Linked DNA regions of Mus musculus: all the other regions are linked to region 2. Evidence: chromatin loops called from intact Hi-C (ENCODE). Cell type or tissue: left cerebral cortex. All regions are shown on one strand. Each heading gives the region's core, and the rest is flanking DNA. Links, peaks and the distances in the headings are about the cores only. Region 1 overlaps Slc9a7 (solute carrier family 9 (sodium/hydrogen exchanger), member 7). Region 2 overlaps Slc9a7 (solute carrier family 9 (sodium/hydrogen exchanger), member 7). Region 3 overlaps Slc9a7 (solute carrier family 9 (sodium/hydrogen exchanger), member 7).

Evidence for each region. A loop is a pair of places that touch in the nucleus more often than their neighbours do. Peaks named below come from ENCODE experiments on the same cell type or tissue, not always from the same donor. Only the 100,000 strongest peaks of a DNase experiment are listed, where the experiment ranks them.
Region 1: it touches region 2 in a loop (3-fold over the local background); 2 of 42 quality-filtered maps call a loop at or near these places.
Region 3: it touches region 2 in a loop (2.1-fold over the local background); 2 of 42 quality-filtered maps call a loop at or near these places.

What each region holds. Positions count from the first base shown.
Region 1 is chrX:20,218,045-20,228,336 of GRCm38, reverse strand. All of the region lies in intron 1 of Slc9a7 (solute carrier family 9 (sodium/hydrogen exchanger), member 7), which reads left to right. Among named protein-coding and RNA genes, the nearest start is that of Slc9a7, 69 kb to the left of the region's middle. In left cerebral cortex, for the core only: no CTCF peak of the experiment used is centred there; a DNase peak (open chromatin) is centred at 1,919.
Region 2 is chrX:20,281,515-20,291,806 of GRCm38, reverse strand. Slc9a7 (solute carrier family 9 (sodium/hydrogen exchanger), member 7) reads left to right here. Exons shown (of 17, transcript NM_177353.4): 1 at 1-447. The coding sequence starts at 123. Among named protein-coding and RNA genes, the nearest start is that of Slc9a7, 5.2 kb to the left of the region's middle. In left cerebral cortex, for the core only: no CTCF peak of the experiment used is centred there; DNase peaks (open chromatin) are centred at 1,715, 2,399, 2,863, 5,782 and 1 more place; H3K4me3 peaks cover 1,567 bases.
Region 3 is chrX:20,230,640-20,240,931 of GRCm38, reverse strand. All of the region lies in intron 1 of Slc9a7 (solute carrier family 9 (sodium/hydrogen exchanger), member 7), which reads left to right. It also overlaps the pseudogene Gm9083. Among named protein-coding and RNA genes, the nearest start is that of Slc9a7, 56 kb to the left of the region's middle. In left cerebral cortex, for the core only: no CTCF peak of the experiment used is centred there; no DNase peak of the experiment used is centred there.

The sequences.
Region 1 (10,292 bases), core at 1,027-9,026, 63 kb after region 2:
TTGTTTCAGTTGCCAAGAAATTCAGCACACCATGCAAGGTTTAGTCATATCAGAAACTCTAGGTGGACCTCAGACTTACTTCTTCCTTCTATGTAGTTAAGCACTGCCAGTTTCTGTTTAAATTAGCCTGGTACAGAATGCTTACAAGCTTTACAAAATAACAAGAGTATGCCTGAGACTGATCCATATAATTTAGCATTTAGCCAATGTAACAATTTTCCAGATTCAAACAGTCAGTAAATATATTGTGTTTAAAACACCCAGCTGTCTAGCAGTAGGGGCATGGTTTAGTAAATTGTGGTATATTCATTCACCACAATTAGAATTTAAGTCCATGATTCTAAAGCAAACCTGTTACCTAAGCTCATATATACAACTGTGCAACTGCATAGCAATATACATGCATGACTTTACATGACTCAACCTGAGTAACTCTTAAAAGATTGCATCCAGGAAAAAAAAGAGAGATGCTATGAAATTTGTCTAGTAAGTATGATTTCTACTAATGAAAATTTCAAAGAATAAATGGCCTCCCAGAAAAAAGGACTATTTTCTTGCTTCTTTTATAGCCAGGTGTGACCATGTGATCAAGTATGGCCAACGACTGGCCAGTAAGGTAAAGTAGAGTATGCAAATTGGAAGCCATGCCTTTAAATAGAAAGAGAATATCTTCCTTTGTCCCCTCAGTTCCCTCTGCTTAAATGGTAATATGCTCGGACAGGGAGCCATGGGTTCATCCCAGGAATGCGTATTCCATCTTCTACATGACAGGGTCGGGGGAGGTGGATTTCTGCCTTGTTTAAGCTACTATTATCTTGCTCTTTGTTCCACAACCACAACCTCCTAGTTCGAGAAAATATTATTTGTATAAATTAAAACCAGAAAAGGGGGATGGGAGATGGCTCAATCGGTAAAGTGCCTACCATGTGAGCATGAGAAACACATGAAAAAGAAATATAAATAAGAAAAGGGCTATTTCACATCTGTAGATATGTGTAAATCTTAGATTAGGGATACAGACAAAAATGAATTAGTGGTTGTCTCAGAGGCAGAAGAGAGGTACTGGGGTCAGGAATGAAGAGATGCAGCCTGTCTTCTTGCTAAGTCATGAGCCAGTCTTTCTTTTCTGTGTTGAGTAGGTTAAACAGTGATAAAGGTAAAGAAAATGCATACCTGAGATGTTTGTGATTGCTTTATGGAAACCTGTTTTTGGATGACTCTTAATAGAGGCCTTTACTCTGCATGAAATGATTAGATTAGGAAAAAAGGACATAGCCATAGCCTGCCTGAGATAGACCCCATGTCTTTGGATGGATGTCCTCACCCTCTGATTGTTAGCTGCTAAACAGAGTGCTGGGTTTCCTTTCATACATCTTAGGTACATTCCAGGTGAGTCACCCTGGGATTTGGGGATTCCCAGGCTCTTGAGAACATACAATCAGCCAAGCTCCTGCATTCAACCAATAGTCTGTCACTCACATTCAACACATGGGAAATGGTTAGATAGTGTTAAGGTAAATATGTTCATGTAATTATCTGTAAATCTGGGCAGAGGTGCGTGACCCTAACTGTCTTGTTCTCTATTCTAGGTACATAACTCAATACATTTACTACTTGGAATTCTGAATGAGGTTCTTCCAGTCACATAAGTGTGCTTAATCTACTCGCTGCCCCTGTTTCTCTCTGTTTGCCTAAATGTACATATGCCCAAAGGGTAGTCTGCTCTGATGACTTTTGCTTTCATATCTGTGGCTTTAGATATAATTTTTGCATAGGTAGTTTCCAGTTCTTTCTATTCAGCCATGAGCTTTGACTCCTCTCTGGCCACTTGCCTCATTCTTACCTTAGTAATCAACATAATCTAACACTTTACTCCTGGCTCTGCATTTTGCAGCAGACCTATCCTTCTGTTATGCTAGACTGCCATCCACACCTAGCCAGATGGTGGGATGCATTCCCTTCACACACAACATTTAACTGCTTGTAGTTCCCTTGAGAGCCTTGACTATCCCCCTGCTTTTATATGAACTAGAAAGACCATTGACTCCTCCAGTGCTTTTTTTTCTCTTTTAGCACAATTGGCTTTCAGTGGGTTGTAGACAGTCATAGGAACCACTGTATACTATTTCTAACCTGTTCCCTCTTTTAGTGCTTTGCACTGTCGTTTAGAGTTAGAGAGCTGGTTCTTATGCATTTGTCAAATTGATGCAGGTAGAAAGAGAGAAAGAAAGAAAGAAAGAAAGGAACACTCTTCTCAGTCTGAATGAAGTCTCTCCAACCGAGAGTAAAGAATTCCTAGGGCAATGAACACATTTTGCTACGAATATTGCCTTTATAGAGATGATATTACTTTTCTCTAGAGCAATTTCAAAGAAGAATGTTAAAGTAGCAATAAATCCTGCTTAAGGCCTAAGCATTCTGAACCAGGTATAGACTTTTTCATCTTCCAACACTAAACCTGCATTTTTAAAAAGTAATTCTTTTTAAAAAGACACTTCTTTTAAATAAAAGGTAATTCTTGCGCAACCCTTGTGATCTATTGGGTTACTTTGTCAGATTGTAATCTTACCCAGTTCACTTCAGATACCACTCTTCGATCTTATTTACCAAGAAAAGGGGGAAAGGGCAGAAAGAGGTTTCTTAGAAACTGTTTGAACAATGTGATTTCATCCATTGGGCTATTAAGACAATTAAGGGGAACTTTTTCTAGAGAAGTCCACACCCATCAAAGAAACAGCTCTCATCCCAAAGGAACAAATGAGCCCAGTATGGCCTAGGAACATAGATCCAGGTTTACTCAAATACCATGTTCTAGCATGAAAACAGTTCCATCAAAAAGTAATAGATACTTAAATCGTGAGACAAAACACTTTTCAAATGTATTGGCAGATATATCCAGTAGGTGGGTTACAGACAAACAGGGATATCTCAGCTCTAGTCTTTCCTTAGATGCTGACAGCTTTTTTGATTGATAAGAAACTGGGAGTATAGTGGTACAGTTCAAAGGATGTACCTGATGAATATAAAGATGTTAAGTCATATAAAGAAGGGGGTAATAAGTTTCAATTAAGGGGAGATAAAGACACCACAAGATAATTTAGCTCTTGACCTGCAACATTCCAATTTCTACATATCACTGAAGTTCTCATCAATCAAATAGCCCTTGGAGTCAGAGCTTCTTTGCAGTAGTTCATGTTCTCACTACTAACCTCTGCTTTAAATCCATATTAAATGCCCCCAAAACGCCAACTCTGCTTCATATTGTCTCATCCTGAAGTTCTTCTCTGTGGCCAGATTAAGAATCTGAGCTTCTTCTGAATAGAAGTCTCTGAAAAGAACTCACTAGGCTGCTGCAGGTGGCATCATGGAGCGCTCTCTCTCTCTCTCTCTCTCTCTCTCTCTCTCTCTCTCTCTCTCTCTCTCTGACACTTCTGCCCCTGAGGAAGTGATGAGATGAACGCTCAGTTCTGTTCAATTAATTGATGTGGGCATCTTATTTTTAAACATGGGAAAATGTAACCATTGGCCGAAAAATTGATTGACAAGGAGCTGAGTAGCTAACTTATTATATTCAATGATGTATCCTCTCTTTGTTTACAATGAAACTTTCTCTTTTCTGACTAATATATCACTGCCCTACCTTTGCACCTCCTACAGTGCTCCCTGTGTAATTCTTCCTCCTTTATTTTCATGTTTCCTGCTTATAATGTACCTCTTAGCTATCTTATCTGAAAAGTTCTTTTCGTGTCAGGCTGTGAGGGCTGTGAAGAGACAGAAGAATTTATGTGCCCGTTATTGCCTGCTATAGTCATAGTTTCTGTGTATATCATCTGGGTGAGATACCGATTGCTGTGTTGTCACTAAATGGAGTATTGTGATTGTCTTGACCAATGTTCCATTCCTGTGAAGAGACACCATGACCATGGCAACTCTTATAAATAAAGGCATTTAATTGGGGCTGGTTTACAGTTTCAGAGGGCTAATCTGTTATCTATCATGGTAGGAAACATGGCAGTGTGTAGACAGCCATGGTGCTGGAGAAGGAGCTGAGAGTTCTATATCTTGATCCTCAGGCAGTTGGGAAAGAGACACTGGGTCTGGCTTGAGCATCTGAGACATTAAAGCCCAACCCTAGTGACACAGTTTCTCCAACAAGGCCACACCTCCTAATTTGTCTTAAGTAGTGCTGTTCCCTAAAGACCAAGCATTAGAATATTTGAGCCCATGGAGGCCATTCCTATTTAAACTACTATAGTCACTAATTGTAGGTTTCTCTTTATTCAGTTTGAGATTGCTGAGTCACGTCACTTTGAAGCCAGTGAGACATTTTTCATCTCTGCAAATACAAGTTTTAGTTTGGGGCTAAGCAACTGAGAGGCCCGTGGAAAGAAGAAACAGATACAATAATGGATGAGACTCTACTCTTGGTGCTAACATGTGGTACTCCCTCTCAACACTTCCCATTTGTATTTTGTTAACCTTATTTTGAGTATCTTTAATAAATGTGATTGATAACTCTAATTTTCATTGTAGTATATGTCCTTAGCTGGTGTTTTATTTCTTTACCTTTTATGGTTAATATGTTTTTTGTTCCTTTCTCTTAGATGCTGTCAGTGTTATACTGAGGAAGATGCTAGTAGATAGGGTTTGACTATGAGGTTTCTTGATGGCATTTAGGCTCTGATGTGTGGCCATAGTTTACTTCCCTGGCAACTGCAATGAATGTGTGATTCTCTCCTGAAAGAGATGCCAGGTGGGCCTTAGCCTGGACACAGTACTGAGAGTACTACCTGGTGATGCTGGTTCTCTGTAATGGCTGTCTAGCCACTTTGCCTTAACAGGTCCTGTAATGTGACTGTGGGTGTCATATTTAAGATGGATATATCACTAATTAATCTAATCCTTAATTAGTTGTGAAACAGCTTTCACTTCTTTTGTGAGAACTGAGTTCACTCAGATGGTATCAAGGAAATCCCAGTGCCTTATATGCGCAAAGTGATCAGCAGAGCCTGCTTTGCTGAAAAGCTAAGCTTTTGTCCTCTAGTTGGCAAGGAGCCACCAGAGCCTTTAAGCTAGGCAGTGATGTTTCTTTCAGAATTACAATCATTATGGTGGTTTTAAGGTAGATTGTTAAGTAGTGTGTGATGGATTCAGGAAGGTGCGGAGGCTGTGAAGAACAGCTGCCAGTATGCAGAACCTTGATGCCTGTGGGTGTAATGAGTTAAAGGTGACTCAGGGAGCTGACTGTGGCACAGACAGGGAATGGGGAGAGGAAATAATGCTGAAATGAAGGAGTGCGAGGTACCTCTGGCACCTATTGAGTTTGGGGTATCAGAGAACTTATGAGCAGGAAATTGGACAGAGATTCCAGAACATGGCATGGGGCAGGGGAATCTGTGCTCACCTTATGTCTGCTAGAATATAATATTATTAAAGACTTATTCTGGTTAGATGACTTTTATTGTGGCAGGTTTCAAATTCATGAAAGTAAAGGAAATAATATAATAAACCAAAGTCATGAGTTCATTACCCTGCTTCATTTAATTGCAGGTTTGTAGTTCATCTTATTTCATTTATGCCTTCAAACTGGTTTACCCTATTTCAGTATGATTTTGATCCAGTCCTACACATTCTATCATTTTATTTATAAATATGTCCATAAGATAAGGTGTCTTTTAATAATGTGGACATAATACATTAGGAACTATCAAATTCCACAATAATTCTGTAATATTTGTCAAATATACAGTGAGTTCATATTTCTCCAATTCACTTTTATTGCTTAGTTTGATTTAAGATCCAAGTAAGGCCCTTCAAATAGTATTTGGATGGTATATGTTGTTTTCTCATAAATTCTTATGAGGTTTGAATGGGTAACTTTTCAGAATATTCTAGGACCTGTTGTGTGAACCCTGAACCATAGCCATCAAACAAATGAAAGAAAACCATGGAACAATGTAGGGCAATGGGGGAATTTTCAGAAGATGAATCATTTTGACATCCCCACCACACATCATAGTTAGTTTTAGTTGTCAACTTGATTCAGTGAGAATCTCAATGAGGGCTGTCTATATCCAGTTGGTTTGAATTGATATGAAATTTTCAGTGAAAAATCTGATAGCACTGTTTAATGGGGGTAGACCGTGAAGTATATGAGTGCAAAGTGTAATTCGAACATTAGCAGGCCTGCATACATTCATTACTCTCTACTCTTGACTTTGTGATTAGCTACTTTAGGTTCCTGTCTTGACTTCTCGGTGATGGACCTGGAAGTGTAAGCTGAATAAATCCTTTCTCCCCTAAGTTGCTCTTGGTCAGGTTTTTTTTTCTTTTTTAAAAATTCCAGCAACAGAAGTGAAACTAGGACACCGGACCCCTGATATTTTGGGGAAAGCTGCTAGAACTCTTGTACCCATAACCTGTTTCTCCTGCAATTTCAGTATTTTCATTTTCAGTATTTTTCTTATGGAACTTTCTAGAAGTCATACTTGGTTGTATGTGACCCTTTCTTGGCCCAGAAGTCTTTGAGGTAAACATTAATCTTGTGAGCCTGGTTCCAAGGGATGGAAGCCAGTTTCCACATGACACTTGGGGGCCCCTTTCTCCCCAACAGTAGCCAACTCAGGCTCATCTGATGTTCATTTGCCAACCACATACTGAATGAGGGTTTTCTCTGAAGTCTACTTTCTAGCTTCTTTCCTTCTCCTTATAGTTTCACTTCTCTTGTAAGGCCCAGTTTAGAAGTCACCGTTTCTCTGAAGTTTTCTACGATGAATCTGTTCACATGAAAGAAATATTTATTCTATACTCTGCTGTGTCAATTTTTTTGTGCTTTTTTTTTGTCATGTCTGACTCACTTTGATTGGCTTTATTTATAATGTGTACACAAGTGGGACAGATGAATGTATGTCTCTGTGCATCTGTAGTAGGACGTTGGAGAACAGGCTGTATGTCAGCCAGCTTCAGAACTTCCTGTGAGTATCCAGCCCAGAACCCTTCCCATCTGGCCTGCAGGGGCCAGCACTTGGGAACTACTATTTTTTTTATTAGATATTTTCTTTATTTACATTTCAAATGCTATCACGATAGTTCCCTATACTCCCCACCCCTGCCCTGCTCCCCTACCCACCCACTCCCACTTCTTGGCCCTGGCGTTCCCCTGTACTGGGGTATATGATGTTTGAAATACCAAGGGGCCTCTCTTCCCAGTAATGGCCTACTAGGCCATCTTCTGCTACATAGGCAGCTAGAGACACGAGCTCTAGGGGATACTGATTAGTTCATATTGTTGTTCCACCTATAGGGTTGCAGACCCCTTCAGCTCCTTGGGTGCTTTCTCTACCTTCTCCATTGGGGGCCGTGTGTTCCATCCTATAGATGACTGTGAGCATCCACTTCTGTATTTGCCAGGCACTGGCATAGCCTCATACGAGACAGCTATATCAGGGTCCCTTCAGCAAAATCTTGCTGACATATGTAATAGTGTCTGGGTTTGGTGGCTGATTATGGGATGAATCCCCAGGTGGGGTAGTCTCTGTATAGTCAATCCTTTCGTCTATGGTCCAAACTTTGTAACACCTTCCATGGGTATTTTGTTCCCTATTCTAAGGAGGAATGAAGTGTCCACACGTTGGTCTTCCTTCTTGATTTTCTTGTATTTTGCAAATTGTATTTTGGGTATTCTAAATTTCTGGGCTAATATCCACTTATCAGTGAGTGCATAGCTAATGACTTCTTTTGTGATTGGGTTAACCCACTAAGGATGATATCCTCCAGATACATCCATTTGCCCAAGAATTTCATAAATTCATTGTTTTAAATAGCTGACTAGTACTCCATTGTGTAAATGTACCACATTTTCTGTCTCCATTCCTCTGTTGAGGGACATCTGGGTTCTTTCCAGCTTCTGGCTATTATAAATACGGCTGCTATGAACATAGTGGAGCATGTGTTCTATTTACCAGTTGGAACATATTCTGGGTATATGCCCAGGAGAGGTATTGCTGGATCTTCGTGTAGTACTATGTCCAATTTTCTAAGGAACCACCAGACTGACTTTCAGAGTGGTTGTACAAGCTTGCAATCCCACCAGCAATGGAGGAGTGTTCCTCTTTCTCCACATCCTCGCCAGCATCTGCTGTCACCTGAATTTTTGATCTTAGCCATTCTGACTGGTGTGAGGTGGAATCACAAGGTTGTTTTGATTTGCATTTCCCTGATGATTAAGGATGTTGAACATTTTTTCAGGTGCTTCTCAGCCATTCGGTATTCCTCAGTTAAGAATTCTTTGTTTAGTTCTGTACTCCATTTTTTAATGGGGTTATTTGAATTTCTGGAGTCCAGCTTCTTGAGCTCTTTGTATATATTGGATATTAGTCCCCTATCAGATTTAGGATTGGTAAAAATCCTTTCCCAATCTGTTGGTGGCATTTTTGTCTTATTGACAGTGTCTTTTACCTTACAGAAGCTTTGAAATTTTATGAGGTCCCATTTGTCAATTCTTGATCTTACAGCACAAGCCATTACTGTTCTCTTCAGGAATTTTTTCCTGTGCCCATATCATTGAGGCTTTTCCCCACTTTCTCCTCTATAAATTTCAGTGTCTCTGGTTTTATATGGAGTTCTTTGATCCACTTAGACTTGAGTTTTGTACAAGGAGATAAGAATGGATAAATTCACATTCGTCTACATGATAATGGCCAGTTGTGCTAGCACCATTTGTTGAAAATGCTGTCTTTTTTTCCACAGGATGGTTTTAGCTCCCTTGTCAAAGATCAAGTGACCATAGTTGTGTGGATTCATTTCTGGGTCTTCAATTCTATTCCATTGATCTACCTGTCTGTTGCTGTACAAGTACCATACAGTTTTTATCACAGTTGCTCTGTAGTACAGTTTGAGGTCAGGCATGGTGATTCCACCAGAGGTTATTTTATTGTTGAGAATAGTTTTTGCTAACTTAGGTTTTTTATTATTCCAGATGAATTTGCAAATTGCCCTTTGTAACTCAGTGAAGAATTGAGTTGGAATTTTGATGGGGATTGCATTGAATCTGTAGATTGCTTTCGGCAGGATAGCCATTTTTACAATGTTGATCCTGCCAATCCATGAGCATGGGAGATCTTTCCATCTTCTGAGATCTTCTTCAATTTCTTTCTCCAGAGAGTTGAAGTTCTTATCATACAGATCTTTCACTTCCTTAGTTAGAGTCACACCAAGGTATTTTATATTATTTGTGACTATTGTGAAGGGTGTTGTTTCCCTAATTTCTTTCTCAGCCTGTTTATCCTTTGTGTAGAGAAAGGCCAATTATTTGTTTGAGTTAATTTTATATCCAGCTACTGCACTGAAGCTGTTTATCAGGTTTAGGAATTCTCTGGTGGAATTTTTAGGGTCACATATATACTATCATATCATCTGCAAAAAGTGATATTTTAACTTCTTCCTTTCCAATTTGTATCCCCTTGACCTCCTTTTGTTTTCTAATTGCTCTGGCTAGGACTTCAAGTACTATATTGAATAGGTAGGGAGAAAGTGGGCAGCGTTGTCTAGTCCCTGATTTTAGTGGGATTGCTTCAAGTTTCTCTCTGTTAAGTTTGATGTTGGGTACTGGTTTGCTGTATATTGCTTTTATTATGTTTACGAATGAGCCTTGAGTTCCTGATCTTTCCATGACTTTTATTATGAAGGGGTGTTGGATTTTGCAAATGCTTTCTCTGCATCTAACGAGATGATTATGTGGTTTTTGTCTTTGAGTTTGTTTAGATAGTGGATTATGTTGATCGATTTCTGTATATTGAACCATCCCTGCATCCCTGGGATGAAGCCTAGTTGGTCATGATGGATGATGGTTTTGATGTGTTCTTGGATTCGGTTTGCCAAGATTTTATTGAGTATTTTTGATAGATATTCATAATGGAAATTGGTCTGAAGTTCTCTTACTTTGTTGGATCCTTGTGTGGTTTAGGTATCAGAGTAATTGTGGCTTCATAGAATGAATTGGGAGGAGTACTTTCTGTTTCCATTTTGTGGAATAGTTTGAGGAGAGCTGGAATTAGGTCTTCATTGAAGGTCTGATAGAACTCTGCACTAAACCCTTCTGGTCCTGGGCTTTTTTTTTTTCTTTTTCTTTTTGAGACTATTGATGACTGCTTCTTATCTACTTGTACAAAGCTCAAGTCTAAGTGGATCAAAGAACTCCACATAAAACCAGAGACACTGAAACTTATAGAGGAGAAGGTGGGGAAAAGCCTCGAAGATATGGGCACAGGGGAAAAAATTCCTAAACAGAACAC
Region 2 (10,292 bases), core at 1,347-9,346:
GGCGCGAGCAGCGGGAGGAGGAGCTGCGGCTGTGGCCACCGGGGTAAGTCCGCGGCACCGCTGGAAGCTGCCGACGGCGCGAGCTGGTCCCCGCGTGGAAGAGGCACGGGCGACCCGGAGTCATGGAGCCTAGTGACGCGGCGCGCCCGGGTCCCGGGAGAGCTTTTCGGGGGCTGTCGCCGCGGCTGCTGCTGCTGCCACTGTTGCCTGTGCTGCTGGGTCGGGGGCTGCGGGCTGGGGCCGCGGCCTCCTCTGGGGCGGCGGCTGAGGACAGCAGCGCCATGGAGGAGCTTGCCACCGAGAAGGAGGCGGAGGAGAGCCACCGGCAGGACAGCGTGAGCCTGCTCACCTTCATCCTGCTGCTCACCCTCACCATCCTCACCATCTGGCTTTTCAAGCACCGCCGGGTGCGTTTCCTTCATGAGACCGGGCTGGCCATGATTTATGGTGAGTCCCCTGCTACTGCCACGGCCCAGGTCCCTAGGGCAGCTGGCCGTACTCCTCCCGGTGCCGCGCAGTGCTCCTGCTTCACTTCCAAATGAGTTTCTTCATTTGCGTTTCCCGCTGAGACGCTGTGGGTTTCCAAGGTCAACTGTCTGCATTTTTCTGGCTTTCTGCAACGGTTAAAAAGCATTTTGTGTGTGTGTGTGTGTGTGTGTGTGTGGGGGGGGGGGTGTTCCCGTTTCGACGTTTCTTTACTAGGAACTAAGATGAAAGATACAGAGGTGGCTCCTTGATCCCTTTGCTTCATTTTATCTCGGTTGTGCTGCTCTCCATCAGCATTGATTCCCCACTCCCCGCCCCAGTTTAGATCTGCAAAAGGTATTGGGGGATTTCCCAGGGAGCTGTGCCACCCCAGGGGACAGGCCACAGAGCGTGAGAAAGAGGGCTGAATGTAAATCTTGACTTGGGTTGCTCATGGTGGTCATCGCAGGTTGGTGCCCACTTCTGATGTTTGTGTTCTTTCATTTCTTGTTAATAAAGTGCAATGAGGAATACAGAGAAAGATGAGCGTGGTTTAGGACCCAGACTGATGACACCACAATGTCAGGCCTAACTAGAGACAGGTACCCTTATGTCTCATTGGGAAGTTATGCCTTTTGCAAGTCAAGGGTAGCTCTTATAACCCTAAAATATAACATACATTTCTGAGTTCGTGGAGAGAAAAGTGATGGTTTTAATCTTGGAGTCAGTCCTCTTTTGTTAAGGATGGGCTGATCCCACTATCCTTTCTGGATTTAGTGATTTAGTAGTATACAGCATATTACATGGGCAAGGCTAGGACATGGATAATAACAGCCACAATCTGAGTCATCCTGTTTTCTCTCTGTGTGCCTCCTGTCACCTCCACCCCCAATGGACTCCAAACTAGAGCCAAGCATTCTTTTTAATTTAATTCAGAGATGTTAACTCCCTCAAAGCAGCATCCTATAGTGGAGAGAGAAGGAGGGAGCCAGGGAGGAAGGGAGGGAGGGAGAGAGAGGGAGAGAGGGAGAGAGAGACTGACTGAGACTCTGATGGACTGTTTCACAAGCTAGAGCATGTTACTTCATCACAGTATATACTCCACTCAATTTCTATTCAGGGATCTCTGACAGAGAATGGAAAGCAGGTAGCTTAATCTTTAATGTGGAAATTACTCTTGGTCCTGGGCCTTACAGGTCTTATGGTTCCTGTTTAGTTATTAATAACCAGGGCTTATGGCTACCAAACCCTTTCAGAAAAATTGTATGAGGGACTAGTGCTGTCAGGAATCTTCCAGTATGGAAGTAGTGGCCTAAATAGATCTTGAAACCAGAAAACCATAAACCTAGTTGGTTATCGGAAAGCACAGGTCTCAGGACAGACTTTGGCCTCCATACCTGCTCATGGAGCCTTTGTAGTTTGTGTTATTTGGTCACAAATGAGTGACATGAGGAAAGCAGGTAAACTGAGATGTTTCCTAGCAGATAGTGAGGAACTGAAGTACGTTGCCATTTTAGGTTATTGACTCAGAGCCACGTTGGAAATGAAGACTGCCTTTGTATGTTTATACAAATCTATGAGAATATATTTATTTTACAAAATTCAGAGCCCACTCCTTAAAGAACAATGTGAAATAGGAAGTACATTTGGTGGGCTCATAAATGCATGTTCAAAGATACAAAAAATAAATGGGGATAAAAATATATTCTGAGGATTATCCTATGTTCATAGAAATTCAGTAATAGTTATCTTTGGCCTTTGTTTCGTTCAAGACAGGGTCTCACACAATAGCTTAGGCTGTCCTAAAACTCACTGTGTAGCCGTGGTTGGCCTTGCATTTCAGGGCAGTTCTGCCTCAGCCTGGGATGACAAGCATGAGCTAGCACACACAGCTCCAGTCATCTTTATTTTAATGCTTAAAGCAATAGTGGGATTTTCTTTTGCTGATATATACTTTAAAATTTCACCTCGGTGTTTTAGCCACTGGGACCACATGCCAGTATGCTGTTTCATTTTGTGGATAGTTGTGCTATAAATGATAAATCTCATAATATACCTGTATAATTTTGTCCTTTGTCTTTAGATCTTCTTGCTGCTTTTAAATGTATTGAGAGGTTTATTTTGTCAGTGTGCGATGTGCTGAGATATGTCAAATATTTATATGTTGTATGATGTGGGTTGTTTGTAATTGTGAGAAAACATTTTTCTGCAGGATATTTTATCTTCCGTTTCAATCTTCTCCTCGATCCAACTCTGAATTCTAATGTTACTTGATTAGCTAATCTTTCATTATATACTTAAGATTATTAGTGATAAGGCAGGAGACTCTGACCTGCACATGCATATTGGTGTGCACACCTGAACATACCTGTGCACGCACATGTATCTACTCACAGACAAAGAAATCAGATTTTATTTCTCCGCGGCAATAGAGGAAGTGAGTAGTTCTCCTGTCTCTGAGTAATGCAGGGCAGGAAGGCTCAGGGGAAGCACTGGTTGAGTATCTGTCTGCTGTGTGATAGGGATGCATAGTAATTTCTGGAAACTACAATTTAAATTTAAAATGCTTGTTATGTTTTTGTAAGTGAAGATGTTCAATTGTGAAATCCCCAAACCCTAAAGTCTTTTTAAAGTCTCATTCTTCTCATCTATTTTATTGGCATATATTCGTAGTACACAGTCCTGGATTTCATGAGAACATTTTAACACAAGTGTTTGGTACACATTGACAGTATTCTCTTCATACCCTGCTGTATCCTCCAGGTTTTTTTCCTCCTGCATTCTGCCATTTACCTTTTTTTTTCATTGAGCAACGTTTTTTCAACCTTCCGAATCCTGTGACCCTTTTATATACTTCCTTATGCTGTGGTGATCCCCAACCATAAAATTATTTTTGTTGCTACTTCATAACTGGAATTTTGTTACTATTCTGAATGGTAAATATTATGAATGTAAATATTTTTGGAAAAAGAGGTTTTCAAAGGAGTTGTGGCCACAGGTTGAGAACTCCTGCTTTAGACATTCAAGCTTCCATTTTCATGTCATGAATATATGCATAATTTTATGTTATATCTATGAAGTCTGGGATTTGCAAATGAGAGAAAATATGCAATATCTGTTTTTTGAGTCTGACTTAATTTACTTATTGCGATAATATGCAGCTGCACACATTTTCCTACACAGCACATAATTTCATCATTCTTGGATGAGTAAAATTCCATTATGTATGTATACCACATTCTCTTTATCCATTTGACAGATACGTAGGTTGGTTCCATAGTTTAGCTCTTGGGAATCCTGCTGCAGTAAACATGGATGTGCAAGTATCTTGTCTTGGAATCCTTTGAGTAAATATCCAGGAGTCTTCCACCTTTTTTCTATTGAACTGATATTTAATTTGACAGAAGTATCTTAGTATTAAACAAATAAACTAGTGTAGTTATAAATACCTCTGGAAGTATATGTAACAAACTAGGCCTTGGTTCCTTAGGGGACAGAACCTCAATGGCTGTGACTTGTGAGTCAAGGCAGATGTCACCATGAACTTTTTTGTCCATTTTGATTTTTGAACTGTAAAAGTGGTGTAAAATTATTTACTTACTACCACATCTATGCCTTCTTTCTGTAGGACTTGTGATGCATGTGCGTCTTACATCACTCACTTTAACACCCACATCTCCCTATTTAAATCATAGTATGTCATTCCACTGTCCCCAAGGAATAGTTATTACAGTAGAAATTTACACCAATAGATCCTGTAGTAGTAAGTACTTGCTCAGGTACAAAAGACCTAAAGATAAAAAGAGACACATTGTGAATGGTTAGCATTTGTGGTAAAAGACAAGGACCAAAAGACACTTATGATCATTTTCCCTGATAGGCCAAGGCAGCTACAAGGCAAAGTGTTCTCAGGCCCAACTTTCCAGGGATTTTGAAAGTAGCCCCCAGACCTTGACATGTTAGCTGTAGACATGTGGGTAAGGACTTAGCACAGCAATAGTCTAACTGTGTTGTTAGGCTAGGGAGCTCCTGGTTGTCTCTGTAGGCGATTTAGCACCATTTTGAAGTTACTGGCTCCTACATGTCTGGCTGTATAGTCCAAAATAAACTGTCAGTTAATTGTGGTTCTCTCTCACATTTACAGTAGTTCTACTTCCTCTATAGTGTTTTTGTGTCAACTCATGTGTATCCATAATAATATAATTGTGCCATAGTAGCCTACCACATGCTTTCTTTTTTTATTAGATATTTTCTTTATTTACATTTCAAATGCTATCCCGAAAGTCCCCTATACCCTCCCCCGCCCTGCTCCCCTACCCACCCACTCCCACTTCTTGGCCCTGGCGTTCCCCTGTACTGGGGCATATAAAGTTTGCTAGACCAAGGGGCCTCTCTTCCCAATGATGGCCGACTAGGCCATCTTCTGCTACATATGCAGCTAGAGACACGAGTTCTGGGGGTACTGGTTAGTTCATATTGTTGTTCCACCTATAGGGTTGCAGTTCCCTTTAGCTCCTTGGGTACTTTCTCTAGCTTCTCCATTGGGGGCCCTGTGATCCATCCTATAGATGACTGTACCATATGTTTTCTTAATTCTCCCTTCTCCATGTTTGCCCTGCCAGCTTTCTGAAGATTTACTGGTCAGCCATTTTAAGTTCTATGGCTTTTGGGTTCTGTGCTGCATCTCTGTTGCTGATTAGACCTTGATTGGTAAGTGCAGTCTGAGAGAGGGCGTTACAAAGTATGAAAGGGGAAATATGACTTAAAGTCATGTTAAGTGTCCATTTGGGAATCTGTTTTGGTGAGACTTTCTCAAATTGCTCTCACCAGATACCAGAGAGAAACTAGTTAAGAGAGGGAGCATTGGTTTCCTCTTGTGGTTTCACCCTGTCACAGTGTGGAGCATAGGGCTTCCCATCACGTTGTTCAGGAAACAGAGAGACTATGCTTGCTTCCTTGGCTAGTTCTCCCCACCATCTTTTTTTTTTTTTGTAAAGCTTTATTTATTTGTTATATGTAAGTACACTGTAGCTGTCTTCAGACACTCCAGAAGAGGGAGTCAGATCTTGTTATAGATGGTTGTGAGCCACCATGTGGTTGCTGGGATTTGAAGTCCGGACCTTCGGAAGAGCAGTCGGGTGCTCTTACCCACTGAGCCGTCTCACCAGCCCCCCACCATCTTTTTTATTTCATCCAGATCCCCAGCCATGAAATAGTGTTGCCTACTTTCGGGGAAAGCCTTTCTTCCTTAGATTATCCTCTCTGGAAACACCTTCACAGCCACAGGCACAGGCACATTCACTTCACAGACTACATTTCAGTAGCTAAGGCGCTTCTCAGTCTTCACACCCCACCCCCAGTCTCAGGAGTTCCAGCACTGCTCAAAAGTTCAAGTACAAAATTTTCTCTGAATAATTAAATCAACTTCTACATGTGAGCCCCTGTAAAAACAAAACAAAACAAAGCCAAAAAAACCCAAGTTATGTACTTTCAAGGGAAAAAATGGCACAAAAGTAACTGCCTATTCTAAAAGAGAGGATCAGGAAATAGAAAAGAAGGACCAGAAGGACTGAGACCCTGTGGGGGAGCATTAAGTTCTATAGCTTTAAGTCCAGCATGTGGTGCTGTGACGTGAGCTCTAAGGGTTTTGCGGCCCTTCCTACCCCTATCCTATAGTCTTTTTTTTTTTTTTCTAGATAGGGTTTCTCTGTGTAGCCCTGGCTGTCCTGGAACTCAGTCTGTAGATCAGGCTGGCCTCGAACTCAGAGATCTGCCTGTCTTTGCTTCCCAAGTACTGGGATTAAAGGTGTGTGCCACCACACCCAGCCTATCCTCTAGTTTTGCCGGTTGTAGTCCACATGGGTTTTTCTCTTGAGCTGGCCCTGCTTTCTGCTCGCAGCTGTGCTTGGCTCTCCATTGCATCTTTGATTTCATTTATCCAGTTTCATACACTGCCCTCTCAGGGGCTGCCTGCCATACATTAGCTAGTTTCCCAGAAATTCCTTTGAAGTCTGGGAGGAAATTTCAATGACCCTGAAGCTCATTCTGCTTGCATGTAAAACTAGAATCACTTGGACAACACCAAAGTCCATCACTTTTGAGACTCCAATTTGTCAGGGTATAGTCAATCCTTAAGATATCCCCTGCGCTATTCTTATTGTCCTGTTACAAAATACTTGGCTGCTTTTGAAAGACTTTTATTTATTTATTTTTCTGAATTGCTCTGGCTGTTCTGGAACTGGTTCTGTAGACCAGGCTGGCTTCAATCTCACAGAGATCCAAGTGCCTCCCTTTTGCCTCCAGAGTGCTGGGACTGAAGAGATGCACCACCACTGCCCAGCTTGAAAGACTTATTAAAATATAGTTATTTTTTTGTTAAGATTTTTGTTTTTATATGTATTTGTGTCTGGGTATCACATTTGTGTAAGTGCATGAGGAGGCTAGAAAGAGTGTGTTGGATTCTCTGAAGCTGAAATTTCAGGCTGTTGTGAACTACCTGAAATGGGTGCTGGGAACTGAACTCAGGTCATCTGGAAACTCTGGAAACACTCTTAACTGCAGAGCAATTTCTTTTCTTTTCTTTTTTTTAAAGATTTATTTATTTTTATTTATGTGAGTATACTGTAGTTATCTTCAGACACACACTAGAAGAGTGCATCAGACCCCTTTACAGATGGTTGTGAGCCACCATGTGGTTGCTGGGAATTGAACTCAGGACATCTGGAAGAGCACTCAGTGTTCTTAACCACTGAGCCACCTCTCCAGCCCCAGAGCAATGTTTAAAAATTTTTTAAATTATTTTTAAAGTTGTTTTAATCTTTTCGGACAGCATTCCTTCCTGGGTAATATCTTCTCATGGACTTTTCTTGGAGTACTGGAAGGTTTTTCAGACTTTTCTGTTTTTCACTTTTCTTCCCATTCTCATTGTAAACCTGGCTAAGAGCTTCCAGAAGCTTCCATACTACAGCTTGAATGGTGTTGATGCTTTCTAATGTCTTCTCTTAGATTAATTGGTTTGTTGTTGTAAAAGAAAGTTTCCCACAAAAATATCAGGACAGGTATAAAAATATAGACAAGATATTTGTCAGAATGTAACATGAATGCCTTATAGCCCAATTTCTAATAGAGTCTTTGTTTCCATATGAAACTTTGCTTCATTCTGTATGCACAATGGTCTTCTGACCTCCTATTGTACTTACCCCCAAACTCTGCTTACAGCAGTCTAGGGTTTCTCAGCCCACAGCTTCAAATGTTTTCATATTCCTGTCACAAACCCAATGGCTTCTGAACTGCATTATCAGGTAGTCATGGTAACAGCCTCACTTCTCTAGTACCACATTTGTGTGAGACTTTCTGTGTGTGTGTGTGTGTGTGTGTGTGTGTGAGAGAGAGAGAGAGAGAGAGAGAGAGATAGAGAGAGAGATTCTTATTGCTGTTTTTGAGAGAGAGAGAGAGAGAGAGAGATTCTTATTGCTGTTTTTGAGAGACATAGCTTAGAGGAGGAAGGATTTATTTTGGATCACGGTTTTAGAAATTTTTATCATGGCGGGTAGGACATTGCATGGTAAAGCAGCTTACATTATAGAGGGGGAGGGACAGGGAGAGAGTCACTGCACTTGCGAGAGTTTTCCCTTTTCCTCTTTTATTCCATCTGGATCTCCAGCCTATGAGGTGGTGCTGCCCGCATTTGGTGTAGATCTTGACCTCTTAGTAGTTAGTTTCCCACCCTGGAATTGCACTTATAGACATACTCAGCTGTGTTCTACCAATATCCTAGCTTGTGAATCCATTCAGGCTGAGAATCAAGAACCTGTGACCAAATATTGCACTACCTATCTCTGGGTTAATAAGGTGTTCTCATCAAAAGAACCTCCTGCCTTGGCCCAAGTTTAGAGTAGTCCCACTTTGGTAACAAATGTCTCTGGATTCAAATTGCTGGTCTGCTATTTATAAAGTTGTATGGATTTGGGTAAGTTCTCTGAACCTTAGTTTCCTCTTTTGGGAAATGGATAAAATTGCTCACCTCATAGGGATGATGCATTCTAAAAGATTAAAATGCAGAGCTTGATGCTTAATAACTTGGTAAGTATTAGTTTCCATTCTCACTTAACACTTTTGTGATTTCTTTGGCAAGCTTTGCTTCTTGAAGTTTGTTCAGTAGAGGCCTGACATCGTTTTAAAATCCATGAAGCACAGTTAGTGGTGAGGAGAATTGCATATTGCTTTATATTTTTTGTGTGCTATTTGCTAATACCTAGAAGAAAGTTGCACTGCACCTACCTTCCCTTTCATCTATCTATTTCCCTCCTTGTCCTCTGTCCTCCAGAAATTTGTGTTAATAATATTACATTGTATATTTGTTGAAGGAAAAATGCTCACCAAGAATGGACTAGCTAAATGATGCTGCATTCTAATTAAAGAATATTATACAGCAAGTGAAAAGAGATGTTTGAGACTTTTTTGTTGTTTTAGTTTTTTTTTGTTTTTGTTTTTAGAGACAGGGTTTCTCTGTATAGCCCTGGCTGTCCTGGAACTCACTTTGTAGACCAGGCTGGCCTCGAACTCAGAAACCCGCCTACCTCTGCCTCCTGAGTGCTGGGATCAAAGGCGTGCGCCACCACGCCTGGTTTGTTTGAGATATTCTTATAAGGCACCTGTTCACATAATAGTGTTGTGGAAGAAGATAAGGTACAGAATATTATATGTAACATTGTGTTTGATCTATCAATAATTATATAATATATACACATAAACACTATGTATAATGAGTGAGATTTTTTTTAGGGATACATATATTTGGTTGCGAACCTATACATGTCTCCACCATGAAAACATATATTCTAGCTTAAATGTTAACTTTTTGCCAGGCCTGGTAGTGTAGGCCCTTAGTTTCAGATACTTAGGAGGTTGGCATAAGAGAATTTTCAGTTTAAGGACTGCCTAGACTACAGAATGAGATCAACTCCAGACTGGGAAGCTTATAAAACTCTGTCTCAAAATACAAAAGTTAAAAGAGCTGGGGATATAGCTTAGTGGTACAGGCCCTGCCTACCATGGGCAAAGACCTTGGTCAAACCATAGTACCACAAAAAGTTAGCCTTTTAGAAATGAGTTATCATTAGGAAATTGCTATTTGTAGCTCTTAATGATAACTGATTTGGATGAACATTTTCAGTAAATTTCAGTCATAGGTGAAAGCCAGTTGTGTACCCATCTGCAGAGCATTCCCACCTCCAAAGCATAGCTTCAAGCCCATGATCACTTAGACAGTCCTGGTTAAACTCAGAGGATCATAGAGCAAAAAGACGTGAGTGTGGGAGAGGGACTTAGAAGGTGTAGGGTAGGGTCTTCAGGACAGGAGAGAGATAAAAGAGAGTGGGGGGGTGACAGTAATGAGAGTGCAATGTGTGTGTGTGTGTGTGTGTACGTGTGTGTGTGTGTATTCGTATGAAATTGCTGAAGAACAAATTTCATAAGAGATAAAAAATAATAAAGTGAAAAAAATTCTACTCAAAGGAGAAAACAACAAAACCAAATTCATAAGAGTAGTGTTACATGAAGTTAGAGTTGACTGTACTGGTTAATTACTAGTCTGGCATCTCCTCTGCATTGTAGTCGACTGTGAAGTGAACAACACTTTGACAAGATGGAGTATTTATTCCTGCATTTTTCCCTACTTGAGAGCACTTGGAGTTTCATTACATGTGCCAGGAGCTGGGCTGATTGATTGGATAGGCACAAATCTTTAGTGAAGACCAGGAAAATATAACAGGGAGAAACTGAAGTATGTTTCCATACTTCATGAATTAACTGCCTTTTGAGTAACT
Region 3 (10,292 bases), core at 1,041-9,040, 51 kb after region 2:
GATCAAGTGACCATAGGTGTGTGGGTTCATTTCTGGGTCTTCAATTCTATTCCATTGGTCTACTTGTCTGTTGCTATACCAGTACCATGCAGCTTTTATCGCAATTGCTCTGTAGTACAGCTTTAGGTCAGGCATGGTGATTCCACCAGAGGTTCTTTTATCCTTGAGAAGAGTTTTTGCTATCCTAGGTCTTTTGTTATTCCAGATGAATTTGCAGATTGCCCTTTCTAATTCGTTGAAGAATTGAGTTGGTATTTTGATGGGGATTGCATTGAATCTATAGATTGCTTTTGGCAAGATAGCCATTTTTACTATATTGATCCTGCCAATCCATGAGCATGGGAGATCTCTCCATCATCTGAGATCATCTTTGATTTCTTTCTTCAGAGACTTGAAGTTCTTGTCACACAGATCTTTCACTTCCATAGAGTCACACCAAGGTATATTTTATATTATTTGTGACTATTGTGAAGGGTGCTTTTCCCCCTAATTTCTGTTTTTTCAGCTTTTAGGAACTTTATTTTCTTTCCATCTTCCCTCCCCCCCCCCCCCACTTTGCTCAGGTGTCTGCACAGCAGCTCAGGACCACTCAGTGGTGGCTTCAACTCACTCAGTGGCCTGTGCTGTGGGAGCTGCTGACCAACCTCACTGGCTGGCTGTGCACTCCAGTCTTCTGTGGGGAACTGCTGGATGGGCACAGAGGGAACCTGCACACCCTCAGACCAGTCGGCCACCTCAGGCTGAGCAGCAGTGAACTCAGGAGCTGGTACAGTCCATTCACCCTGGAATTCCTCCTTGGTCACAGCCTTCTCAGCAGCAGCCTGCTCCTCCTTCTCAATCTCCTCTGGGTCTCTGTAGAAGTAAAGATCGGGCATGACCTCCCAGGGGTGCTCACGGGAGATAGTACCTCGCATGCAGAATACTTCCCTGGCCAGCATCCACCACATCAGACCCACTGAGTGAGCTCCCTTGTTGTTGCATGGGATGGCAATGTCCACATAGCGCAGGGGAGAATCTGTGTTACACAGAGCAATGGTGGGCAGGTTGACATAAGAGGCCTCTGTGAGTGGCTGCTGGTCAGCCCTGGAATTGGTTACCACTGGAAGCTGTGGCGCCCTGAAGGCTGCTTGGATCTGGTTAGTGAAGGTCCCAGGTGTGAAGTGGCCAGCAATTGAAGTAGCTCCTGTGGCAGCAGCAAACTTCAGCACAGCTCGCTGGCCAGTGTTCCTGGAGGAGAGGACGCTGATGTCAGCAGGGTTCTCAATGGCAACAATAGCTCAGGCTGCGAGCAACAGCTTCTCCCAGGTCCTCTTCAGATTTATGATGTAGATACTGTCACTTTTCCTTTTGTAGATGTACTGCTCCATCTGAATGTCAGGGTTGGTGCCACCTAAGTGGGTTCCTGCAGCAAGGAATTTGAGGACATTCTTCTCCTTCATCTTCAGGACGTCAAGGGCTCTGGACATTGTGTAAATTTCCCTTTAAGTTACGATGGGAATCAAGAACAACGCCGTATGGACCCGTGCCCGGGTAGTGTGGAAAGGAAAAAGGTTTCCCTAATTTCTTTTTCAGCCTGCTTATCCTTTGTGTACAGAAAGGCCACTGATTTGTTTGAGTTACTTTTATATTCAGCTACTTCACTGAACCTGTTTATCAGGTTTAGGAGTTCTCTGGTGGAATTTTTAGGATCACTTATATATACTATCATATCATCTGCAAAGAGTGATATTTTGACTTCTTCCTTTCCAATTTGTATCCCCTTGACCTCCTTTTGTTGTCGAATTGCTCTAGCTAGGACTTCAAATTCTATATTGACTAGATAGGGTTGTCTAGTCCCTGATTTTAGTGGGATTGTTTCCAGCTTCTCTCCATTTAGTGTGATGTTAGCTATTGGTTTGCTGTCTATTGCTTTTATTATGTTTAGATATGGGCCTTGAATTCCTGATCTTTCCAAGACTTTTATCATGAATGGGTGTTGGATTTTGTCAAATGCTTTCTCAGCATCTAACGAGATGATCATGTGGTTTTTGTCTTTGAGTTTGTTTATATACTGGATTATGTTGATGGATTTCCGTATATTGAACCATCCCTGCATACCTGGAATGAAACCTACTTGGTCAGGATGGATGATCGTTTTGTTGTGTTCTTGGATTCGGTTAGTGAGAATTTTATTGAGTATTTTTGCATTGATATTCATAAGGGAAATTGGTCTGAAGTTCTGTTTCTTTGTTGCGTCTTTATGTGATTTATGTATCAGAGTAATTGTGACTTCATAGAATGAATTGGGTAGAGTACCTTCTGTTTCTATTTTGTGGAATACTTTGAGGAGAAATGGAATTAGGTCTTCTCTGAAGGTCTGATAAAACTCTGAACTGAACCCATTTGATCCTGGGCTATTTTTGATTTGGAGACTATTAATGACTGCTTCTATTTGTTTAGGGGATATGTGACTGTTTAGATCGTTAACTTGATCCTGATTTAACTTTGGTACCTGGTATCTGTCTAGAAATTTTTCCATTTCATCCATGTTTTCCAGTTTTGTTGAGTATAGCCTTTTGTAGTATGATCTGATGATGTTTTGGATTTCCTCAGGTTCTGTTGTTATGTCTCCTTTTTCATTTCTGATTTTGTTAATTATGATACTGTCCCTGTGCCCTCTAGTGAGTCTGGCTAAGGTGTATCTATTTTGTTGATTTTCTTAAAGAACCAGCTCCTGGTTTGGTTGATTCCTTGCTTGAATAGTTCTTTTTGTTTCCACTTGGTTGATTTCAGTCTTGAGTTTGGTTATTTCTTGCCGTCTACTCCTCTTGGATGAATTTGCTTCTTTTTTTTCTTTTTTTTTTTATTTAATACATATTTTCCTCAATTACATTTCCAATGCTATCCCAAAAGTCCCCCATTACCCCCCCCCCACTTCCCTACCCACCTATTCCCATTTTTTTGGCCCTGGCGTTCCCCTGTACTGGGGCATATAAAGTTTGTGTGTCCAATGTGCCTCTCTTTCCAGTGATGGCCGACTAGGCCATCTTTTGATACATATGCAGCTAGAGTCAAGAGCTCCGGGGTACTGGTTAGTTCATAATGTTGTTCCACCTTTTTTTGTTCTAGAGCTTTTAGGTGTGCTGTCAAGCTGCTAGTGTGTGCTCTCTCTAGTTTCTTTTTGGAGGCACTCAGAGCTATGAGTTTTCCTCTTAGGACTGCTTTCATTGTGTCCTATACTTTTGGGTATGTTGTGGCTTCACTTTCATTAAACTCTAAAAAGTCTTTAATTTCTTTATTTCTTCCTTGACCAAAGTATCATTGAGTAGAGTGTTGTTCAGTTTCCATGTGAATGTTGGCTTTCTATTATTTATGTTGTTATTGAAGATCAGCCTTAGTCCTTGGTGATCTGATAGGATGCATGGGATAATTTCAGTATTTTTGTATCTGTTGAGGCCTGTTTTGTGACCAATTATATGGTCAATTTTGGAGAAGGTCCCATGAGGTGCTGAGAAGAAGATATATCCTTTTGTTTTAGGATAAAATGTTATGTCGATATCTGTTAAATTCATGTTTTTATAACTTCTGTTAGTTTCACTGTGTCTTTGTTTAGTTTGTTTCCAGGATCTGTCCATTGATGAGTGTATAGTGTTAAAGTCTCATACTATTATTGTGTGAGGTACAATGTGTGCTTTGAGCTTTACTATATTTTCTTTAATGAATGTGGCTGCCCTTGCATTTGGAGCATAGATATTTAGAATTGAGTGTTCATCTTGGTAGATTTTACATTTGATGAGTATGAAGTGCCCCTCCTTGTCTTTTTTGATAACTTTGGGTTGGAAGTCAATTTTATTCGATATTAGAATGGCTACTCCAGCTTGTTTCTTGGGACCATTTGCTTGGAAAATTGTTTTCCAGCCTTTCACTCTGAGGTAGTGTCTGTCTTTTTCTCTGAGGTGGCTGTAAGCAGCAAAATGTTGGGTCCTGTTTGTGTTGCCAGTCTATTAGTCTATGTCTTTTTATTGAGGAATTGAGCCCATTAATGTTAAGTGAAATTAAAGAAAAGTAATTGTTGCTTCCTGTTATTTTTGTTCTTAAAGTTGGGATTCTGTTCGTGTGGCTGTCTTCTTTTATGTTTGTTGAAGGATTGCTTTCTTGCTTTTTCTAGGGTGTAGTTTCCGTCCTTGTGTTGTTATTTTCCCTTTATTATCCTTTGAAGGGCTGGATTCGTGGAAAAATAATGTGTGAATTTGGTTTTATCATGGAATACTTTGGTTTCTCCATCTATGGTAATTGAGAATTTTTTGGGGGGTATAGTAGCCTGGGCTGGCATTTGTGTTCTCTTAGTGTCTGTATAACATCTGTCCAGGCTCTTCTGGCTTTCATAGTCTCTGGTGAAAAGTCTGGTGTAATTCTGATAGGCCTGCCTTTATATGTTACTTTGACCTTTTTCCCTTACTGCTTCTTAATATTCTATCTTTATTTAGTGCATTTGTTGTTCTGATTGTTATGTGTCGGGAGGAATTTCTTTTCTGGTCCAGTCTATTTCGAGTTCTGTAGGCTTCTTGTATGTTCATGGACATCTCTTTCTTTAGGTTAGGGAAGTTTTCTTCTATAATTTTGAAGATATTTACTGGCCCTTTAAGTTGAAAACCTTCATTCTCATCTATACCTGCTATCCTTAGGTTTGGTCTTCTCATTGCATCCTGGATGTTTTGGGTTAGGATCTGTTTGCATTTTCTTTGATTTTTGTGTCCATGTTCTCTATGGAATCTTCTGCACCTGAGATTTTTTTCTTCCATCTCTTGTATTCTGTTGCTGATGCTTGCATTTATGGTTCCTGATTTCTTTCCTAGGTTTTCTATCTCCAGAGTTGTCTCCCTTTGTGATTTCTTTATTGTTTCTACTTCCATTTTTAGATCTTGGATGGTTTTGTTCAATTCCTTCACCTGTTTGGTTGTGTTTTCTTTTAATTCTTTAAGGGATTTTTGTGTTACGTCTTTAAGGACTTTTACCTGTTCAGCAGTGTTCTCCTGTATTTCTTTAAGTGAGTTATTAATGCCCCTTTTAAAAATCTTCTACCAGCATCATGAAATATGATTTTAAATCTGAATCTTGCTTTTCGGGTGAGTTGGCATATCCAGGACTCGCTGTGGTGGGCATACTGGGTTTTGATGATGCGGAGTAGTCTTGTTTTCTGTTAGTAAGATTCTCATGTTTGCCTTTTGCCATCTGGTAATCTCTGGTGTTAGATCTTCTAGCTGTCTCTGGCTGGAGCTTGATCCTCCTGTGATTCTTTAGCCTCTGTCAGCACTCCTGGGAGTCCAACTCTCTCCTGAGTCCCAGTGGTCAGAGCAATCTCTGTAGGCAAGCTCTCCTCTTGCAGGGAAGGTGCACAGAAGTCTGGAGCTCAGATCCACCTCTTGAGTCCTGGGGTCATAACCCTCCCTGGAGGCTGACTCTCTTCAGGCAGGGAAGGTGCTCAGGGGTTTGGGTCTCATCTCTGCCATCTGGCTGAGGATGAAGGCTGGAAGGGACCCTGTCCAAGAAGCTCTGTTGCTTCTGCCACCCACATGCTCTCCTGTGTAGACTGGTCTCAGTGATCCTAAGATCCTGGGTGTGTTAGGGCCAGGTGAGTTCGCACCCAAGATGGTGTGGGGCTGGCTCCAACAGGAATGAACCCCAGCCTCCGGTTGGGCGGGTATCCTTTGTCCCCTGTTCCTGCTGGCACAAGACCCTTTGGGTTTTTTGGAACAGATGTTGCGTTTCTATGCACCAGTGATCCCAAGATCCTGGGTGTGCTAGGGCCTGCTGAGTTCACGCCCAGGATGGCTCAGGGCTGGTACAGAAATTGCTTTTTAAAAATCATCTAGTGCTAGTTCATATTTATAAACAGCTATAAACAAGACCGATACTTTCTTTAAAAAATAGAGTATTTTTACATGCATGGTATGTACTCACTAATAAGTGGATATTAGCCAAAAATAAAAATAAATGTACAGAATTCCCAAGATACAGTCCACAGAACTCCAAAAGCTCAGCAAGCTGAAGTGCCCAAGTGAAGACGACTCAGTCCCATTTGGGAGGGAGAAGAAAGCAATCACAAGTGGGGAGGCAGGGAGTGACCTTGGAGGGAAAGTGGACAGGGTGGAGGGGGGAAGTGGGCTGGAGAGGGGAACCTGATCTGGTATTGGGTGAGGTAAAAGGACTGAAGCCCTGAGGGCCAGCAGATTGGAAACAGGCAACCTTAGGAAGTACGAGGATGGGGGGACCTTCCAGAATGCACCAGAGACCTGGGAGGTGAGAGACTCCTAGGACTCAAAGCGAGGGACCTGATATGAAATGCCTGACAGTAGGGAGAGGGAACTTATAGAGCCCACCTCCAGCTGGAGGACAGGGCATCAAGTGAACGATAGGGTTCCCATTCCACAGTCACATCTCTGACCCATAATTGTTCCTGTCTGAAAGAATTACAGGGATGGATATGGAGAGGAGCGTGAGGAAAAGAAGTTCCAGCGACAGGCCTAAAGTGAGATTGAGCTCAAGGGGAGGTCCCAAGGCCTGACACTATTACTGAGGCTATGGAGGGAAAACAAACAAAAAGGGACCTATGATGACTGCTCTCCCAAAGACCCAACAAACAGCTGAAAGAGTCAGATGCAGATATGTTTGCCCAACCAATGGACAGAAACAGCTGACCCCTGTTGTTGTTTTAGGGAAGGCTGAAAGAAGCTGAGGAGGAGGGCGACCCTGTAGGAGGACCAGCAGTGTTAATTAATCTGAACCCCTGAGATCTCTCAGACACTGGACCATCAAACAGACATCATACACCAGCTGATATGAGGCCCCCAACACACATACAGTAGAGGACTGCCAGGTCTGTGCTTATTCAGAGATGACACACCTAACCCTCAAGAGACTAGAGGCCCCAGGGAGTTTAGAGGTCAGGTGCGGTGCTGGGTGGGGGAATCCACATGGAGACGGGGTGAGGTGGGGAAGAGGTGTCAGAGGGTGGATGGGGGTGGGGTGGGAATGGAATACGGAGTGTAAAAAGCAAATTAAAAATAAAATAAAAATTTAAAAAGAGCATTTTTTCTTTGAGGATTTTATTCATGTACATGTGTATTTTGATCATACTTATCCTCACACTTCCCCTTCTAACTCCTCCTAGGACCTCACTGCCACCTCCTACTTACTTTATGTCTTTTCTTTTTTCTTTTTTCCCTTAAAAACCTAACTGACTCAGTCTAATTAGAGCTGCCCATATCTGTGTGGGTGTGGAGCCATCCATTGGAGCATCATTGAAAGAAAACTGACTCTTTCCTAATAGCTGTGAACTGTCAGTAACTTCTCAGCTAGAGGTGGGTTCCTGTATGCCACGAAGACAGGCACTTATTATTAGAAGGACTTTCAAAAGCATTAAACTATGGAGGTAAAGATGGGATTCTTTGCAAAGTTTCAAGCTCATAATCACAGAATGCTTATATATGGACCACCTTTGCATTTGTGGGCCTAGTTCCAGTAAGACTATTGTTGAACCTAGTATCCAGTACCTCACTTACAAAACCAAAAATAAGAACCAAAGGCAGTGTTCATCAATATTTTCAGCAAAGTAGACTGTTTTTAAAATATATAAACCCTTGGAATAAGGCAGGGAACCCATCATTGTTCTAGTGTGTGTTCAAATGGCAAAAAAATTGTTTTGCCAGAAATGTCAGTTGCTTTCACTAACTGCTTTTGCAACAGTGCATAGCCATCTTTTTTGTTTACTTATTTCTTGGTTGTACTTCCATTCCTACATTAAATGCAAGGCCCCTGATTACATAATTCACGATTGTTTCAGTAGTGGTTGTATTGACAGTCTCTGTAGCTGCATTAGAGGTGTGTGTGTGTGTGTGTGTGTGTGTGTTTGTGAATGTGTGTGTGTGGCACGATTGTGCATGGCACACATGTGCAGCATGGATGCCTTCACATTAAGAAGCTGTGATCATAATAACTTGAAATGTGCAGCATCTGGAGACAGCTCTACAGGATATTGAATTTTGAAATGATATTATTTATTTCTTAAAAGCTTAATGGATGGATAAAAACCAGAGCCATTTGCTCCTGTCTTGGGAAGCCAGAGAAACCAAAGACTGAGGGGTGTGCCTGTACACTCTTGGTCTGTGTATCCACAGCTTTGATTTCTATCTAGAGTAATAGATCTAAGGAGGTGATTATTTGCATCTTTGAAGATTTCAGTCCTGCTGGCTGATTAGAGTAGAACATTAGAAAAGCATTGCATGTATTCTGTGGTATTTTGAAGAATTATTATCAACATCTTTTTCTAGTAGTTTCATTAAGTGATTTAATTTTAGAAGTGGAAAACCTTAGATATTGGAGTGCTTAAATCTAAATAGACTATTGTCTTAAACTTTATTAAACATAAGAATTATTTCCTAGACCTGGGTGTAAAGCGGTGGGATATTAGGGATGTAGAAGGGGATATGATCAAAGTATATTATATGCATGCATGCAGATGTTGTTTCAAGGAATGAGTGAGGGTTCTGTTTTGCAGAATCTTAGTCTCATGGATAAAAGAGTCTAAACATGGACTTGGAAGGATAATTTTATTAGAGTTTGAGAGAAAACAACAAGGGAGGCAAACTGTAAATCTTGGCAGCTGGTGAGAAGACAGGTATGGATAAGAGGCAGAGAGAAGGCCATATCTTAGGAGTTAGCCTACAGGAAAGCAGTTAGGCCCAGTGATGGATGTTTGTAAACACCTGAATGGGGAGAGGGTGGTATTTAGAGAAAGACTGGGAATGTCTAGAGTGTCAAGTCAAACATCCTCAGGGTTGACTAGTAGCCTAAACAGAGAAAGAGAGAAGAGTTGAAAGGCATCCTTTATACTTTTTTTTTTTTTACTTAAAACTTGGGAAACTGAGCATGCTTAGCAGTGAGAATTTGTAAGCAGCTGTGTGGATGGGGTGGTTTTGAAAGGGGAGGGCAAAATGGGGGGAGAAGAGGAAGGGAAGAAGGAAGGGAAAGAGAAAGATTGTGAATGAGAATGGTTTATTTTATGGGGGTTCAACAAAGTCCTGATACTTCTGTTCTCCTTTCTTTCATCTGGTTCTTTAAATTGTGATGCTTCTTTTTCCTAAAACTGATGGGTTATCAGGGAAACAGAAATGAGGTCCAAAGCTGTTAGCGCAGAACCAGGTCCATCTTCAGTGCCTTCTAAGCCTGCTAATGCCTGTCTAGATCTTTAACAGTGTCAGCATGAAATCTATTTCTCTGTACAATTAATATGCACTAATAGAAAACAATTATTTTCTGTAATATTATGTTAGGTTCTAACAAAAATCAAATTAGATGTTCAAAGCAGACCACAAAGATATTCAACATAGAAAAAGTATATTTGAGCTAATATATTTTTAAAGATTTATTTATTTATTTTATGTGTATGAGTACACTGTAGCTATACAGATGGTTGTGAGCCTTCATGTGGTTGTTGGGAATTGAATTTAGGACCTTGGCTTGCTCCAGTCAGCTCTGCTCACTCCCTGTTCGCTCCCGCCCAAAGATTTATTTATTATTATACATAAGGACACTAGCTGTTTTCAGACACACCAGAAGAGGGCATCAGATCTATTTGAGCTAATATTAATGTCCTTATGAGTATTAGGACAAGAGATGGTCCTTCTGTGGTGGTTGGCAATGGTTACTTGAAGTCCTTTTTTCAGTCCTAGGAAGCTTTACCTTGAACACTCATTCATGTACTGATTTATCTTCACTGGTGTATCTTCTCAGAGATGTCCATGAAAACCATGTAAGATAGGCCTCATTAGCTGGTGCTCCCTCCTTTTCCATGGTAGTTCTTGGAGGGAGATTCTAGGGAGCAATATTGTTAGATAGAGAAAGGCAGAATATGACAAGCATTTATGTGTGGGGCAGATGATGGTAGGCAGTGAAAGTGGAGCCTAAGACTTTGTAGATCATGGATACCATGTTAAAGACCTTGAATTTATTTTTCCATGGATACTGACATTATGCAAAGTAGGACTAGCTCCATTTCTGGCTTGAAGCAGGGTAATGATAGTAGGGAGAAGGAAAACACTGGAAGAGTGCTGGAGAAGTAGTGTTGGAAGTCCTAGGAAAGGGCAGGATATGGGGATCATGCAGTGTAGTGCTGTGGTCCTGTCAGCAGCAGGAATGGAGTCACAGCCCCAGTCTTCATGTTGAGCAGGTTGAGGAGCTCCCTTAGTCTTCCAGAGAACTCAACGCAGAGAATACTAAATCCTTAGGCTCAAGGCAGAAAAGCGTTTCAGTAT